Regions from separate parts of the Mus musculus genome. Here region 1 is linked to region 2. A link is a loop called in an ENCODE intact Hi-C map of the cell type or tissue named here. Cell type or tissue: gastrocnemius. All regions are shown on one strand. Links, peaks and the distances in the headings refer to the core of each region. The heading gives the core; the rest is flanking DNA. Region 1 has its middle 38 kb from the start of Odf1. Region 2 overlaps Ubr5 (ubiquitin protein ligase E3 component n-recognin 5).

Region 1 (4,396 bases), core at 68-4,067, 220 kb after region 2:
ACTTAAAAATAATAACTATAATAATATACATTTAGTATAAGATACTTTTTATTGTATTATATTCCTAAATACATAAATACAACCGTCTTAGTCTGTATAATGTTATACCTCTATACCCAACTTTTTCAGGGCTGACCATTTGGTATTGGATAATCAATTATTGTGCTCTTTCCAAGGGAAGACATCCCCCCTGCTCTCAGCTTTCCTTAGCTACCGACTGTAGCTCTCTATCTAATGTTAAGGCTCCACCCGCCATGGGTATTGGAGTCATTCCTGTCAGGCCATGGTTAGGCAGTCATGCTGGTGAGACAATGCGTGTAGTTCCTAACATTTCTAGGAGACAAAACCTTACCACATTCTCCCTGTTCCTGTCTGTTACTGTCTTCCCACACCCTCTTCCACCATGATCCCTGCGTGCTGGGCACAGGAGTTACCTAGTAGATGTATCAGTTGGAACTGGGCTCTTCAACTCTGTTTCAATTGCTTGTAGTCTTTTGTAACTGATGGTTTTTGTCTGTTGCAAACAAAAGTCCTTAAGGAGCAGGGATGACAACACCTGTCTGTGGACATGAGGGCAAATATTTAGAATGCAGTTAGGAGTTCAGTAAAGTGACAGTTGTAGATTCTCCTTCAAGATCCCTGGCTTCACTAGCCCTGGGTTGGCTAGGTGAATGGGTCTGAAGTCCCGTTAGACAGCTCCTGTTTCCTATCAAGGTGTGTGTTCCCCCGCTGTACCTGAAGGGTTATTGTGCCATGGTGGATATTGTTTTTAGTTCATGGGTGTCGTAGCTGAGTAGGACTGTGGGTTGCTTTCTCCTTTGAAACACCTAATCTGATAAAACTGAACCTCAGGACTCTGAAGTGGTTTACATCTTTCACAGGAGAAACTGAGGTCCCAGGAATGACATAGTTTCCTGGAGCAGAGTAGCTTTCCAGAAGCCAGTCAAGACCCGAGTGTGCTTTTATCAGAGGCAACAGGACACCTGGCCCAGCTGAGGCAGCGTCACATGTTTAGGTGCTGTATTCTTCGGCCCCAAAGTCTTAAAATTAAAAAAAAAAAAAAAGCATCTGTATTCTCTCTTCATTTCAACTATGTATTTCTTTTTGAAAAATTGCCTTCCATTAAATTTTTGACTAAAAGTATATGTGCTTGGCCAGCCATGGGGGGCATGCACATCTAATTCCAGCACTCGGGAGATAATCAAAGTTATGCTAGGCTGTTTGAAACTCACTCTCTCTCTCTCTCTCTTTCTCTCTCTCCTCTCTCTGTCTCTTTGTTTCTCCTAAAGTGTTCAGAAAAGTTAAAATTTATTTAAATTCCACAAACCATAGCCAATTTATTACCACTAACAAGAATAAGTAACTGTGATCAAGCCATATGTTGAACTTCATTCTCTTTATTAAGCAGGGACAGGTGCTAAGGCACCTCCCAGCACTGGGGAGGTAGAAGTAGGCAGATCTCTGAGTTCAAGGTCAGCCTGGTCTATAGAGCAAGAATTCCAGGACAACCAGAGCTGCAAAGAGAAACCCTGTTTCAACATCCCCCACCCCAAAGAATATATTACTACTATACGATAATACAGATTATGTATATAGTAGAGTGTGATATTTCAGACTGTGCATATAATATATACTTATGAAATCAAGGCAGTTAGATGCACTCTGAACTATAATCACTCCACTGTGTTGTAGAGATAAAATATATTTTAAACAAAATAGATACTAAAATGAAGTCTTAAGTATGACAGACTGAAAATACAAGCAAATAATAAAGGAAGCCCGAGTGCCTTTGTTTTGGGGTGTCAGTATGTTTGTGTTGTGAAAATCATACAGATACTGGATTTGCTTGACTCTCATACTTTTATTGCACATGGGGAAGCCAACGTTTTGGATTTAAGTGTGAAGTGAACGCCCAAACTAATGTCATTGTTAGATGAACAACAAAACTAATGTTGCACAGATGGGCAATGCCCCTCAGAAGGGCTCTGTGTACCGCTTTCTGACCGCTTTAGTCATTAGAGGAAAGGGCTGCTTAACAACAGGTTAATGATGGACAAACAAGCTCACTAAGGACGCGATTCTGAGGCTACAAAACAGTCTGAATCCACAGGAGACAAAACCAAGAAACTCTTCAAAACAAGGAGTCCCTCATTTCAAGAGACAGCTCCCCAGGGAGAGAACTGCCACAAGGTGTCCCCACACACAGAGCTTTCACGTGTCACAAATGGATGATGACTGGTGACTTGGTATGTACTAAGGAAGGTGTGGAATGTTTGGTAAGCACCTTTTTACTGACACAGTCCCAAAGAGTATAAAACAAGGACATCTTTGACATACAGGGGCACAGGTGTCAAGGGGACTAGACCCTTTCCCTAAAGTCCCAATTAGGGTCTGCAACTCAGTGGAGGTGTGTGTCCTTACAACGCAGTAGGCAAGAAATAACAGCTGGGGGGACAAATAAGAGCAGGAAAAGAGATGAGTCCCTCCAATTGGATTTCTAAACTGAGGTGCAAGCGAGTCATGGTTTTTCAGTGGAATGTGATGCCTGATGGCGCACACCTATAGTCCCCAGGCCACGAGAGACTGAGCCAGAAGTATTGCTGCCAGTGTGAGTGTGACCAATGCACATGCATGAAAATATTGCAGTGAGCTAAATATGTTATCTCAGCCTATGATCCCAGGACTTGGAAGGTGGAGAGCACGAAGGGAGGAGGAGGAGGAGGAGGAGGAGGAGGAGGGGAGAGAGTTCATAATAAAGTCCATACTTTTGTGATTAGTAAATGCTAATAAGAACCCGGGCCGTGGAGATGGCTCAGTTGGGGACCTGCATTCTGATCACCAGCACCCACATAAAACACAAGGCACACTTACAGTCCAGCGGAGGGGAGCAGAGACAGGAGGAACCATTGAGCTTGCTGACCAGCCAGTCTAGCCAAGACAGTGAGTTCTAGGATCAGTGACAGGCTCTGTCCCAACAAATAGAGTGGAGAATAACATAAGACACCTGACATTGATTTCTGGCCTTCAAAGGGTCACACATGCATGAGCAACTACACATATACACACATGTGCACGTGCACACACACACACACACAAGCCCGTACACACACACACAAGCCCGTACACACACACACAAGCCCGTACACACACACACAGATGCATACATACAGACATGCCTATACATATACACAATTACAATAAAGAATTTTAAAAAGAAACCAAAAGAATGAATCATAGGGTCTCAGCATGACATTGGGGCTCAGAAAATAACACCCCAACATTTAATAGCTGACATGCTAAGTGAAAGGAAAATCAAGGCTTGGGGAGCTGAGAGTCAAGTGATCCCCAGTCTTCCCGAGTTCTCACCTTCCCCCACATAGCAGGAGGCTCCCTCTGAGATCCCCATCCAAGGCTTAGGCAGACTCTTCAAAGAAATGCCTTGGTCTTAGACTCATTCCCTGGTGTCCTGTTAATGAGGGGAAATTAATCACAAAGAGACTGAGACCAAACTGACTTTTCCCTTCTATTCTGGAGCAGCCCCAGGGATGTTCTAAGAGGCTTTGTGACCAGCTTTGTCCCCACACAGCCCATCCTCTCTGTCCTATAACTTGTCACAGCCTTCACAGAGCACAGAGGAGCCATATCCCAGATACTGCCAGACCCCAGACCCAGTCATTCCCTATCAGTCACAGACAAAGCCCTCTAAATTGAGTACAGCCCCATTTCACTCCCCTCTGAGGAGAAGGGGCCAAAGAAGTTTCTGGATGTCCCTGGGTATCAGATAATCCCCTTTACTACTTCTTTTTTTTAAAAATTTAAAATTTATTCATTTTACTTATATGAGTACACTGTAGCTGTCTTCAGACACACCAGAAGAGAGCATCAGATCCCATTACAGATGGTTGTGAGCCACCATGTGGTTGCTGGGAATTGAACTCAGGACCTCTGGAAGAGCAGTCAGTGCTCTCCAGACCCCTTCTACTACTTCTTGCACAAAATAAACACAAATGTTTTTGTTCCTGATAATCTAGTGCCATTTTGTTTCCGAACCTGAGATCTGATTGTCCCTAGCTTCTGGGAGTTGGCTACCTGGTTTTGTAGGAATGCCTAGAAAAGGATCCACTGTCAGCTATGTGCCAGGAGCGCTGGTGCCCACCAGAGTCAGGGTACAGTGTCTGCCCCGCTTGCTTCTCCCACAGGGATCCTCAGAATTGCCACAGGCTGCTCTCTGGGATAATTGTTTTTCTTTTCACTTACCTCACCTCTCTCACGAAAGGCTTTATTGTCAGCACAGCTGTGAGCATTAGGATGAGGACAATTTAGGACATGTTTAGCTGCTGTAATAAAAACCCCTGTCTTTGGATTAACAGCAGCAAGTTCAAGAGGAACATTTGCT
Region 2 (4,396 bases), core at 143-4,142:
CTAGCAGCACTCAGCAAGCATCTGTGACACAGAAGGGACAAGATGGGTCCATGCTTTTCATCTCTTCTGAAGTGTTAGCTTAAGCACATTTCCAACTGTCCTGAGTTGGGGACTCCAAGGCCTTCTTTAGACGCTCACTCAGTTCTCCACCAAATACCAAGTGGATCCCAATCCTGTTCTGTTGCCCACTTACTTCCTTCAACCCTCTCAAGTGTTCCCCTCAAACCTTTCACTCAGGAATCACAATCCTTAACCAAACACCATGACAGAGCTCGTACAACCAGCGAAAGACACAGAGCAATGGCATCCAACTCCACAGTTAGAGAGAGGGATGATAGGAGGGAGAGGGGGAGGGGCAGGGGAGAGAGGTAGGAGGAGAGGAGAATGGGGAGGGAGAGGAGGAAAACAAGAAAGGAAAGGGGAGAGTGGGAGAAGGGCAGGGAGGGAGAGAAGGAGAACAACAGAATGGTTTAGACATTCTATCACCCATTACCACCCGAGAAGGAAGCAGGGATGTTTCCAGTGCTATGTTAAGAACTGAGAGAATACAATTCAGGCCAAGTCTGGTAGCTCCCAATAAAAGCAATCCAAAGACAAGGGTTAAAGTTGCTCGCCCCTCTTGTATTCAAGTTTGACCACATGACTATGGAAGCAAAAGACACATTAACTGTATTAAGATTTATAAATATAAAAAACATAAGATATGGAAGTTTTAATATCCTTGCAATTTTGAGTTCAAATAAATGAAAAAAACCTCAGGTCATACTCTTCATCTGCTAGTGATTAACTTCCAAGGTGCACCGATGCCCTTTCCCCTCCTTGAGACAGGGTCTCATGTGGCCCAGGCTGGCCTGAGTCTCCTGCTTCCCAAACATCAGAATCAAAGGTGTGTACCAAAAATCCAGTTTATTTATGCTTAAGAATTAAGCCCACTCAACCATCTGTGGAAACAGGGAGAGAAGGAGGGCATTTATTTTATAGCATGAAAATCACGGATTTCTCAAAAAATCCAGTGAAAATGAATTCACCACTTAGGACAATGGAGCACACACCATCAACAGATTCTACTTATGGTAGAGATGGATCTATAAACATCCAAATCAACTTCGCCAATCTAGGTGGTGGTGCCTTCTAGAATTTACCTCTTGCTCTATTTTCTGCCCCTCCCCTACTCTCATTTGGCCTACTCCTTTGTCTACTAAGCATCACAGGGTCTATCAAACGTACTTCATAAAATGGAAATCCATAGCCCTTATCTCGTCCCTACATGCACCCTGCATCAATGACTAGAGCTTGCCCTGTAGAAACTAGGGTCCATTTGACATTTCAAACCTGGCAGAGTCAATGCCTACCAAAGAATGTAACAATTCTCATGTGTTACTGAGACTACCACCCCAATCCTCTAATTCATTTCATCAAGCAACAAGTGCATGTGGTACCTAGCTTGGGAATGCACCAGAAGATCTCTAGTGGTCTGCTTCTAAAACAAAGGGCAGATAAGCACTTTAAAACTGATGCCTCTTTTCAACAGTCCTATAAAAGTCTCATTCAATCAAACAGAAACATTTAATGGAGTGAATGGTTGTTAGGACTCTAATGAAAGGTATAAACTTTTCCCAAATACCTTATCAGGCCACCACTGTAAGTCTTCTCCCAGAGACACTGGACTCTGAACAGGCGTGTTCTTCTTATCCGGGTTTGACTCTCCCTCTTTGCTGGTAGAGCCCCTTTCATTATCAAATGAGGCTCCATCAAGCCACCGCCGCTCCCGTAAACGTAGAACAGACTCCCGTTCCCGCAGAAGCTCTGAGTCTCTCTCTAAGGGAAGAAGGAGAACTGGTATGCAATCGGGTCACACCAGTGGGATAAAAGTAAGCCACTCTAGTCCACACCCTGCAGGACGCAGCTAACAGCACTTTACGCAAAATGCACAGTCAGTATCTAAATGATTTGGTGGGCAGTTTTTAATGGATTTAATGATTCTGGAATTATATTATTCATATAAAATTACTATTTCATATTTCATATATTCATTAAAAATACTTAGTATAAGATTCTTTGATTTATAAATTTTAAAAGTTCATAAATTAGAATTTCAAAACATTAAATACATGTAAGCAAATTGGGCTGGCTAATTTTTATGTCAATTTGGCACAGGCTAGAGTCATCTGGAAAGAGAAAATGACCCCATAGAGAACAGTGATTGCCATGAAAGGGCCCAGCCCATTGTGGGTGGTGCCACACCAGGTAGGTGTGGTCCTGGGTACTATAAGAAAGAAGGCTGAAGGAGTCCTGGGAAACAGAAGCACGCTCCATGCCCTCTGCATCAGCCCACACCCCCCTCCAGGTTCCTGCCCTGCCTGAGTTCTGGCCTGACTTCTCTCAGATACTATAATATGGAAGTATACCCTGAAATAAGTCCTCTCCAACTTAAACTGCTTTTGGTCTTAGTGTTCTACATCAACAATAGAAATCCTAACTAAGGCACAAACCAAGAGTATTGGTTATAAATCCTTAAGGTTTGTTTTTTAAATAAACAGAAAAACTTAAATAGGTTGAACTATAAATATATTAGTATATATACAAAAAAACTTGATAACTCCAGTCCTTGTTAAAAATAAATTTACAGAATGGATTTTATGAATAAATTGTATAAAATGTTTTGAGAAACGGACTTTTTTTAAGGGTGAAGGGAACTTTCTAGAAGTCTTCTTACACTTTCCTAAAAAGTGACCTCAAATTATCTAAAGCCACAGCCACATTTATAGTTGTTTACTTTTTAAAATAGTCAAAATAATCAGGCATGGTATTGCACACCTTTCTCTCCTGCACCTGGGAGGCAGAAGCTGAATCTCTGATTTCAATGACAGCCAGGGCTATACAAAGAAACCCTGTCTCAGAAAAAATAAACGATAGATAGATAGATAGATAGATAGATAGATAGATAGATAGATAGATAGATAGATAGATAGATGTAAAATATTAATAAGGTAAAGATAAACTTTCCAGGATTAAGAGAACAGATTAGAAATAATCCATAGCTAAAGCACACAACACCGATGCACATGAGGCTAGACCTGAGGCTAGACCTGTAGCTCAAAGTAAAGCACTCGTCCAGCACATGGGAGGTTTGGCTTCCATCCCCCAACACCACTAAAACATCAAAAAAACTGCCAAATTGCCAAGATCAAAGCAGTTAAGTGCTATTTCACATGATTCAAATTACAAGCATCTACACAGAATAACCTAAGAAACAGGTATTTAGGGGGCTGGAGAGGTGGCTCAGCGGTTAAGAGCACTGACTGCTCTTCCAGAGGTCCTGGGTTCAATTCCCAGCCACCACGTGGTGGCTCACAACCATCTCTAATGGGATCCGATGCCCTCTTTCTGGTGTGTCTGAAGACAGTGACAGTGTACTCACATACATAAAGTAAATAAATAAATATTAAAAAAAAAAGAAGAAAAAACAGGTATTTAGGAGCTGCTAATGTTAGAAAATAAATATTTGAAAATTCAATAACTGACAGTTTTAAAGCAATTTTAAGTATGCATTTACCTTTAAAAGTTTAAGCTGCAACATGTTCACATGTTAAAAGGTCCACAGATATGTTATTTTAAAAAATCAACTTCTAAGTACCAAATATATGTAAGCAAGTCCAGCCTCAGCACAACACGGCATCTTTTCTAGCTTATAATAACTGCTAACTATAGCTTATTTTGTCTATTATTTAGATAAAGCAGTTTTGAGCTCTGGAAAGTAGATAGATAGATAGATAGAGAGAGAGAGAGAGAGAGAGAGAGAGAGAGAGAAAGAGAGAGGTAGGCAGGCAGGCAGGCAGGCAGGCAGGCAGGCAAGCTCACTAGGAATAATAATGTAAGCTAAAGCTTACATAAACCCATCAGAGGTTGGCTTAAGTGGCTCAAAATCTGCACTATATACCTTTTAAAGATCTCAGACTTGTATAAATAGCATATTAACAACCTAACAGATCTGTCCATTTAATACTGATCGGCCCCTTTCTCCTAAGTTTTCTTTTTCTTTTTTTCTTTTTTGGTTTTTCAAGACAGGGTTTCTCTGTATAGCCCTGGCTGTCCTGGAACTCACTTTGTAGACCAGGCTGTCCTCGAACTCAGAAATCCGCCTGCCTCTGTCTCCAGAGTGCAGGAATTAAAGGTGTGTGCCACCACGCCCAGCTCTCTCCTAAGTTTTCATACTCCACTATCTACGCACTACTTAAAATGAACATGATTAGATTGTTTTAATCAAATTAAGAAGTATATTTTTCTGAATGCTGCATGTTGCTGAAACTAGCATTCTACTTTTAGTTCAATATCTATCTCATAGGTAAAAGCATACTTCCTAAATCACCGCCTTTGCTATGCGTTACACAAGGTT

Evidence for each region. Hi-C counts contacts between places; a loop is a spot of excess contacts. Peaks named below come from ENCODE experiments on the same cell type or tissue, not always from the same donor. Only the 100,000 strongest peaks of a DNase experiment are listed, where the experiment ranks them.
Region 1: it touches region 2 in a loop (3-fold over the local background); 9 of 42 quality-filtered maps call a loop at or near these places.

What each region holds. Positions count from the first base shown.
Region 1 is chr15:38,254,720-38,259,115 of GRCm38, forward strand. No RefSeq gene overlaps it. Among named protein-coding and RNA genes, the nearest start is that of Odf1, 38 kb to the left of the region's middle. In gastrocnemius, for the core only: a CTCF peak has its summit at 2,191 (motif pointing right); no DNase peak of the experiment used is centred there.
Region 2 is chr15:38,036,192-38,040,587 of GRCm38, forward strand. Ubr5 (ubiquitin protein ligase E3 component n-recognin 5) reads right to left here. Exons shown (of 59, transcript NM_001112721.2): 9 at 1,625-1,818. Among named protein-coding and RNA genes, the nearest start is that of Gm22353, 20 kb to the right of the region's middle. In gastrocnemius, for the core only: no CTCF peak of the experiment used is centred there; a DNase peak (open chromatin) is centred at 2,321.